2 separate regions of the Homo sapiens genome follow, and region 2 is linked to region 1. A link is an interaction called in ENCODE POLR2A ChIA-PET data of the cell type or tissue named here. Cell type or tissue: HepG2. All regions are shown on one strand. Links, peaks and the distances in the headings refer to the core of each region. The heading gives the core; the rest is flanking DNA.

What was found. ChIA-PET counts read pairs that join two places held together with the same protein. Peaks named below come from ENCODE experiments on the same cell type or tissue, not always from the same donor. Only the 100,000 strongest peaks of a DNase experiment are listed, where the experiment ranks them.
Region 2: POLR2A ChIA-PET joins it to region 1 with 5 read pairs; 8 of 35 experiments call an interaction of 5 or more read pairs at or near these places.

The regions. Positions count from the first base shown.
Region 1 is chr22:35,969,410-35,973,806 of GRCh38, forward strand. The region is part of intron 1 of RBFOX2 (RNA binding fox-1 homolog 2); the gene reads right to left. Among named protein-coding and RNA genes, the nearest start is that of RBFOX2, 57 kb to the right of the region's middle. In HepG2, for the core only: no CTCF peak of the experiment used is centred there; a DNase peak (open chromatin) is centred at 2,352.
Region 2 is chr22:36,042,966-36,047,362 of GRCh38, forward strand. No RefSeq gene overlaps it. Among named protein-coding and RNA genes, the nearest start is that of RBFOX2, 16 kb to the left of the region's middle. In HepG2, for the core only: no CTCF peak of the experiment used is centred there; no DNase peak of the experiment used is centred there.

The DNA.
Region 1 (4,397 bases), core at 67-4,066:
AAAAACACAAAAATTCGTCAGGCATGGTGACTTGCGCCTCTGTAGTCTCAACTACTTGGGAGGCTGAGGCACAAGAATCACTTGAACTCAGGAGGTCGAGGTTGCAGTGAGCCGAGATCGCACCACTGCACTCCAGCCTGGGCAACAGAGGGAAACTTTGTCTCAAAAAAATAAAAGCAGCTTTTAGAGCCTTGAGGTCTCTCCATAAACATGACAAAATGGTTTGCCTCCTTCCTCTCTCCAGCATCGGCTCTTTATATATCAGAGGCAGGAAGTTAGTATGCTTAAAATGGGACAAGGATGACAATAAAAATAAGTTTAAAGTGATTTTTTAAAAATCTTTTTAACTACCACATTACCCTTAGAAAGGAGTTTCTTTCTGAGAAGGGTTTGGAATTTATATATAACTCAGAATGTGGAAGAATATGTATCACCTTTAGGCCCAGAACACAATGGGTTGAGGCTGTCTCTGAAACAAAGCTAGCTGTGTGACACTGTGCATGTGCAGTTTTCTCACCCGCAAATGGACTTGAGGCCATTTATCCTAGAGTTCTGATAAATTGTAGGAGATAACATGAGTCTGGTACCTGGCAAATAAGAGCCACTCGAAAAACAAACAACATCTTAGCTACCTTCTCTTCTTTACACCTAGTCAAATGGGGGATTTTAAAAAATCACAGTGAGAAAGATCCTACTGGTGAATTGAGAACATAATTCTCCGTCGGTTGCAATGCTATATTGCTAAGACTCACTCAAGAAGGGTGACCATGTAACTTGTCTTATGCTATCCCAATTCCAAATACCCTGACACATTATTCCTATAGCATCAAAAATATCCCAAAAAAATCAAATATTTCAGCATCCAAACTCTATCTCCCAGACATCCTCGCTACCTAGAAACAGCACTAAAATTTTTCATCAGAGGATATATTGTACATTTAGCTCAAGAAAAAATGTGGCTGGGCATAGTGACTTATGCCTGAAATCTCAGCACTTTGGGAGGCTGAGGCAGGAGGACTGCTCAAGGTCAGGAGCTCAAGACCAGCCTGGGCAATACAGTGAGACCCATCTCAAAAAAAAAAAAAACACACACACTCTTCAATTAACCAGGCATGCTGGCATGTACCTGTAGTCCCAGCTACTTTGGAGACTGAGGTAGGAGGATTGCTTGAGCCCAGGAGCTCGGGACTGCAGTGAGCCATGATTGCACCACTGTACTCCAGCCTGGGCAACACAACAGAGTGAGACCCTATCTAAAAAAACAAGAAGAAGAAATGTGATCATGGTGCTTACGAGAGGACAAAAGGGACACAAAGTATGAAGAGGTCAAAACAAAGCAATGCTGCTAAGGCCTTTATGCCAACACAGTATATTTTTACATAGTCTATCCTAATAAGCTCACATTTACGCAACAACATCAGTACAACAGCTGAGTGGATTAGAATAAAATTGCAAAGACCTAAATGGACCCCTGGGATGGCAGAGTTTCTGTAATCATCAGCTAGACCCAAAAAACTAACAGTCAATACCAGGCATACCCTCAGTCTAACCAGGCAACCAAAATAGAAGCAAAATAGAAAATCAAGTATATATATAAAATATATCCCTGGTGGAATCAGGAGGGCACAAAAGAACAATTCATAGTGCCTGCAGCTGAGTGTCACCAAAAAAATCCTCTTTTAAGCTGTGCAGAGTGCCTGATATACTGCAGTAGGTGGGAAAACGGCCAAATTCAAGCCCACGTCAGAGCACACCAGGTATGCTCCCCTGGCAACAATACTACATGGGATGTGGGTGCAAAACACCTTCCTACTTCCTTTAAGTTTAAAGTCACTGTCACACTCACCCTTTGGCACACAGCTACACAGGGCCAGTGATACTCAGTTTACAATGTAAATAAACCATCCCCATGCAATGTTATATTTTGAACCATTCAGACAAGTGTGCAGGATTCAAAAAAATGAAAAATAAAGAGTGGCTTGTTTTTCCAAGTCTCATTCACATTCTCATGTTCCCAATCCCCATTTCTAGCAAATGCCTCCCAGGTCCAGAAAAAAATTCCTTTCCTAAATATTCACCATCTGCGTTTAATTTGGCCATTCCTTCCTCCCTCTCTTCTCTGCTCCCAACCCACAAGAAACATATACATATGTTTATGTTTATATATACATATCTCCCCTCCTTTTAACATTCCCTGAAAACAAATATAGAAAAGATTAGAAAGGAAAAGAGACTAGGAGAGGGAGGTAAACAGGGCAGGCAAAGGGAGCAGTTCACAGAATGAGGCACAAAGACAACATGAGACGGTTGCTCTTGAGCTCCAGCAGTAAGGGCTGTTTCTGATTAGGTGCATACAATTGCAGAGCTGCACAGGAAGTGCTGAGGGGGCCTTCTTGGTCAGCCCCATCCCAAACACACTGAAAACCTTTGTACTGTAGCAGGCCCATCTGGAATCAGTTAGGACCAAGCTCCTAGCAGCCTTTCCTTTTTTCTTTTTCTCCCTAAAAAAAAAAAAAAAAAAAAAAAAAACACTCTCTAAAACCACTTAGCTCAGTTTTCCTGCCTGCAACCTTCTCATCCCTTCCTTCCAGATCATCCCTTCCTTCCAAATCACCCTTCGGAACATATTTCTCCCACTGCCCTTCTGGGGTCACCACTAACAAGATGAGTCATATAAGAACATAAAGCATTCAGAGAGCTAGCATCCTCCCTAGAGCCCAGAAACCCCCCAAACAGTATAGTCTTCATGCAACTAAAATCCCTTTTTAGATCATTTTGGGGTTTTTTAAATGCTATTTTTAGAAATTTGAAGTGGCCTGCTTTTTTTAAGCATTTAAATGAAGCACCTCCTTTAGGGAACTGTTTTCATGTGTTCTATCTTCTAAATCATGCAAAAAGTAGGAAAAAAAGAAACTCTGGCATAGTTCTCCTAGCATTCAAAAGGAAAAATATGTTTCCATTCACAATCCTAAGTCAAACCGCTTATATTCGTTTCTGTAAAATTGATTTTTACTAATGCTTCCTCAAAAAAAAAAAAAATGGGACTTACCCGGTACTGTGGTAAATGTCTAGCACTAAGGAGACCTGGACAATAGTCTTGATGGCCACTAAGTAGCCATATGGCTTGGAATAAATTATTTATCCTTCCTAGGTCTCTATTTTTTCACCAGTAATATGGGGCAAGGCAGATTCTTTCCAGCACCACAACTTCCTCAAATCCCACACACCTAATAAAACATAAGAGTACACACAAAACTGGCCTCCGGTTTCACCTAGGAATCATCACTTTAAAGAAATGTTATTACCTACCAAAGACTGTACAGAAAGGAGTTGTGTGGGGGTGGAGAGAATGGACAGAGGCTCTCAGTTGGCACCCTCTTCTATGAGCCATATTCCCTGTCCTCCTAGTGCTTAGAGACATCACAACCAAGACAGGCCATTAAAATGTCTAAGGAAAGTACAAGCCTAGCCATCTGGGCCCAGCAAACTCACCAAAGAAGTACAGCACCAAGACCTGCAGAATTAAATTCACTACTAAGCTACTGAAATGTAACTTGTCCTTTGTGCTCAGTTTTAAAGCATCTTATTTTAATTGATCTCAATAAATATTTACCAAATCGATCAAGAAGGCCAGAGTCAAATACAAAAAAAGAACAGAAACTGCCCTATCCTCAAGAAGTTTATAATCTACAGGCAACAGAGAGAGATGTTCAAAGACAATGTTAGTCCAATACTTGATAATGATGAGGTAATTATAAAGTACTGTGAGAGTCCTCTAACTGATGCTTCCTCCATGAGCCTTCTTTGACAGTCTACACCTTTTTAGAGCTCTTTCTCTTATTTTCTTCCGTTAAACTGTTCTAATAAATCTGAAGATTATATTTCACAATGAAATTTAAAGGCTGGCGCTATAAACTGTCTAAACTTACAGGAGTCAGTAACTGTTTAACAATTAGTTTATATCCATAGAGGGGGGACAGACCAACATAAACCATCTCCCAAGCCACACTGGTGACAACCAGAGCAGGAACACTGAAAACTCCCTCAATAGGAGCGCCACCTTTATACCTATGGCAATTAGGAACCAATTCTTGACCTCAGGCTGGTTTCTGGGATTAAGAACCAGTCCAGCAAGTAAAAGGTTTGAGATTAGATTAGAACTGTCTGTTGTCAGCCCCTCAGACACAACCAGAATGGCAGGAATTGCTGTGAACCACATACAAAGTTTTTGCCAGGAAGTACACACAGTATCTGCTCTTATCTGGAGCCAATGTGATCAATGTTTTCCTCTCAACTAAAAATGGTCTAGTTCTTAAAGGGCCTGTTTTACCATTTCACATCCAGAAGAAGAGAAAATTACTCCTATATGGGCTGAGGCCTTAATCTCATATATTAAG
Region 2 (4,397 bases), core at 73-4,072, 74 kb after region 1:
GAGGACACAGTGGGAGTGAGCGCTGTTTGTCCACAATGGTAACTTGCCTATTAATGTCCATTTTCCTCTCTTTTTTTCCTCCTCTATCTTCGTTGCCCACTGCCTCACTGAGCAACCTGAGATCACCTCCCAAATAAACCAATGCACCCAAATCCCTGGGTCAAGCTCTGTTTCGAAGGAACTCACCTAAAACAGGAATGGAAGTTTCTCCTCTCAAAGTCCTATTTCCTGAGCAATAGAAAAAAAAAAAAACCTGTGGTGTGTATACACAATGGAATACTATTCTGCCTTTAAAAAAGAAGGAAATCCTGTCATTCGCAACATGAGTGAGCATTACACTAAATAAAATAAGCCAGGCACAGGAAGACAAGCACCGCCTGATCTCGCTTTATGTGGAATCTAAAAAAGTTGAATTCAGAGAAGCAGAGAGGAGAATGGTGGTTTCCAGAGCTGGTCGGGGAGAAGGGAATGGCAGTTGCTGGTCAAAGGGTAGAAAGTTTCTGTTAGACAGGAGGAATAAGTTCTGAAGATGTATTGCACAACATGGTGACTATAGTTATACTAACGTTTTATTTGTTTGTTTGTTTTGTTTTTGAGATGGAGTCTCGCTCTGTCGCCCAGGCTGGAGTGCAGTGGCATGATCTCGGCTCACTGCAATCTCTGCCTCCTGGGTTCAAGCGATTCTCCTGCCTCAGCCTCCCAAGTAGCTGGGAGGTACCCAAGGCGCCCACCACCACACCCAGCTAATTTTTCTATTTTTAGTGGAGACGGGGTTTCACCATGTTGGCCAGGCTGGTCTCGAACTCCCGACCTCCGGTGATCCACCCGCCTCGGCCTCCCAAAGTGCTGGGATTACAGGCGTGAGCCACCATGCCCGTCCACTAATGTATTATATACTTGGAGAGTAGATTTTAAATGTTCTCACCACAAAAAATGGTAGGTATATGAGATTATGGATATATAATGTGTTTGATTTAATTATTCCACAATGTATACATATATGAAAACATCACACTGTACACCATAAATATATACAAAAATTGACAAAGTTTAGTCAGTTTTTTAAAAATAAATATTTTTTTAAAGACCTATTTCCTTTTTTTAGAAAACTTTTGGGCCAAGCGCGGTGGCTCACGCCTGTAATCCCAGCACTTTGGGAGGCTGAGGCAGGCGGATCATGAGGTCAGGAGATCGAGACCATCCTGGCTAACACGGTGACACCCCGTCTCTGCTAAAAATAAAAAAAAAAATTAAAAAAATTAGCCAGGCATGGTGGCAGGCGCCTATAGTCCCAGCTACTCGGGAGGTGGAGGCAGGAGAATGGGTGTAAACTCGGGAGGCAGAGCTCGAAGTGAGCGGAGACCGTACCACTGCACTCCAGCCTGGATGACAGAGTGAGACTCTGTCTCAAAAAAAAAAACAAAAAAAAACTTTTAAGTTCAGGGGTACATGTGCAGGTTTGTTATATATTAAACTTGTGTCATAGGGGTTTGTTGTACACAGTCTTTCATCACCCAGGTATTAAGCCTAGTACCCATTAGTTATTTTTCCTGATCCTCTCCCTCCTCCCACTCTCCACCCTCTGATAGGCCTCAGTGTCTGTTGTTTCCCTCTATGTGCCCATGTGTTCTCATCATTTAGCTCCAACTTATAAATGAAAACGTGGTATTTGGTTTTCTGTCCCTGTGTTAGTTTGCTAAGGATGATGGTCCCTAGTTCCATCCATGTTCCTGCAAAGGACATGATCTCACTCTTTTTTATGGCTGCGTACTCTTCCACGGTGTATGTGTGCCAGATTTTCTTTATCCAGTCTACCACTGATGGGCATTTAGGTTGATTCCATGTTTTTGCTATTGTGAATAGTGCTGCAATGGACATACACATCCATGTATCTTTATGATAGATTGGTCTATATTTCTCTGGGTATATATCCAGTAATGGGATTACAGGGTTGAATGGTATTTCTGTTTTTAGGTCTTTGAGGAATCACCACATTGGTTTCCGCAGTGGCTAAATGAATTTACACTTCCACAGTGTATAAGTATTCCTTTTTCTCCGCAGCCTCGCCAGCATCTGTTATTTTTTGACTTTTTAATATTAGCCATTCTGCCTGGTGTGAGATGGTATCTCATTGCGGGTTTGATTTGCATTTCTCTAATGATCAGTGATGTTGAGTTTTTTTCATATGCTTGCTGGCTACATGTATGTCTTCTTCCTTTTCTTCTTCTATTTTTTTTTTTGAGATGGAGTTTTGCTCTCGTCGCCCAGGCTGGAGTGCAGTGGCCCAGTCTCAGCTCACTGCAATCTCTGCCTTCCAGGTTCAAGTGATTCTCCTGTCTCAGCCTCCCAAGTAGCTGGGATTACAGGCGCTCGTCACCACGCCTGGCTAATTTTAGTATTTTTAGTAGAGATGGGGTTTCACCATGTTGGCCAGGCTGGTCTCAAACTCCTAGCCTCAAGCAATCTGCCCCCTTGGCCTCCCAAAGGGCTGGGAGTACAGGTTTGAGCCACTGCTTCTGGCCCAAGTATGTCTTCTTTTGAAAAGTGTCTGTTTATATCCCTTTGCCTATTTTTTAATGGGGTTGTTTTTTTCTTGTAAATTTGTTTAAGTACTTTATAGATGCTGCATACCAGACCTTTGTCAGATGGATAGATTGCAAAAATTTTCTCTCAATCTGTAGGTTGTATGTTGACTCTGTTGAGCAATTCTTCTTTTTTTTTTTTTTTGAGACGGAGTCTCGCTCTGTCGCCCAGGCCGGACTGCGGACTGCAGTGGCACAATCTCGGCTCACTGCAAGCTCCGCTTCCCGGGTTCACGCCATTCTCCTGCCTCAGCCTCCCCAGTAGCTGGGACTACAGGCGCCCGCCACCGCGCCCGGCTAATTTTTTGTATTTTTAGTAGAGACGGGGTTTCACCTTGTTAGCCAGGATGGTCTCGATCTCCTGACCTCATGATCCACCCGCCTCGGCCTCCCAAAGTGCTGGGATTACAGGCGTGAGCCACCGCGCCCGGCCGAGCAATTCTTCTTCTGCCTACTCAGCCTTACAGCACAAAACAGACAATGTGAGTGCCAGTTACTCTTAAACAATAACATTGATATCTCTGGCCACTGAACCTCTGACACCCAGTGCTGGCTCCCCACATGCTTATGGAGAGGCTTCTGGCTTCTTGTCAACATCTTGACTTTGTGGCCATTACAGCTGGGGTCAGCCAGTCTCCACCTTGGATGTCTCAGGAGCCCTTTCTTTCCAGCCTGTAATTTAGAATTTCTCAACTGTCCCTTCGTATCCATCAGCATGCTTCATGCATAGTTCATTCACATTCAACAAATGCTGAGTGGATCCTGATTGGCAGAAATGTTCCAGGGACTGGGAATGTGACCCATGAAGATGACAGACCAGAACCCTAGTCTCCTAAAATGTATATTCTGGTGAGGAGAGAGAAAAAATGAGCAACAAAAATGTTAGATGAGCCAGGCGTGATGGTTCATGCCTGGAATCTCAGCACTTTGGAAGGCTGAAGCAGAGGATTCGCTTACCCAGGAATTCGAGACCAGCCTGGGCAACATAGTGAAACCCCATCTCTACAAAAAATACAAAATAGCCAAGCATGGTGGTGTGTGCCTGTAGTCGCAGCCACTCAGGAGGCTAAGGAGGGAGGATTGCTTGAGCCCAGGAAGGTCGAGGCTGCACTGAGCCATGTTCGCACCACTGCACTCCAGCCTGGGTGACAAAGCGAGACCCTGTCTCAAAAAATAAAAACAAAAATAAAAATAAAATAATTGGCTGGGCGCGATGGTTCACATCTGTAATCTCAGAACTTTGGGAGGCCAAGGTGGGCAGATCATTTGAGGTCAGAAGTTCAAGACCAGTCTAGCCAACATGGTGAAACCCCATTTCTAATAAAAATACAAAAATTAGCTGGGTGTGGTGGCCCACACCTATAATCCCAGCTACTCAGTCCCGAAGCAGGAGAATCACTTGAATCCGGGAGATGGAGGTTGCAGTGAGTCAGGATTGCACCACTGTACTCCAGCCTGGGTGACAGAGTGAGACTCCGTCTCAAAAAAAAAAAAAAAAAAAATAGACCAGGCGCGGTGGCTCACACCTGTAATCTCAGCACTTTGGGAGGCCGAGGCAGGGAGCCTCCTTCGAATCACCTGAGGTCGGGAATTCGAAACCAGCCTGACCAACATGGAGAGACCCCATCTCTACTAAAAATACAAAATTAACCGGGCATGGTGGCACATGCCTGTAATCCCAGCTACTCGGGAGGTTGAGGCAGGAGAATCACTTGAACCTGGGAGGCGGAGGTTACAGTGAGCCGAGATCACGCCATTGCACTCCAGCCTGGGCAACAAGAGTGAAACTCTGTCTCAAATAAATAAATAAATAAT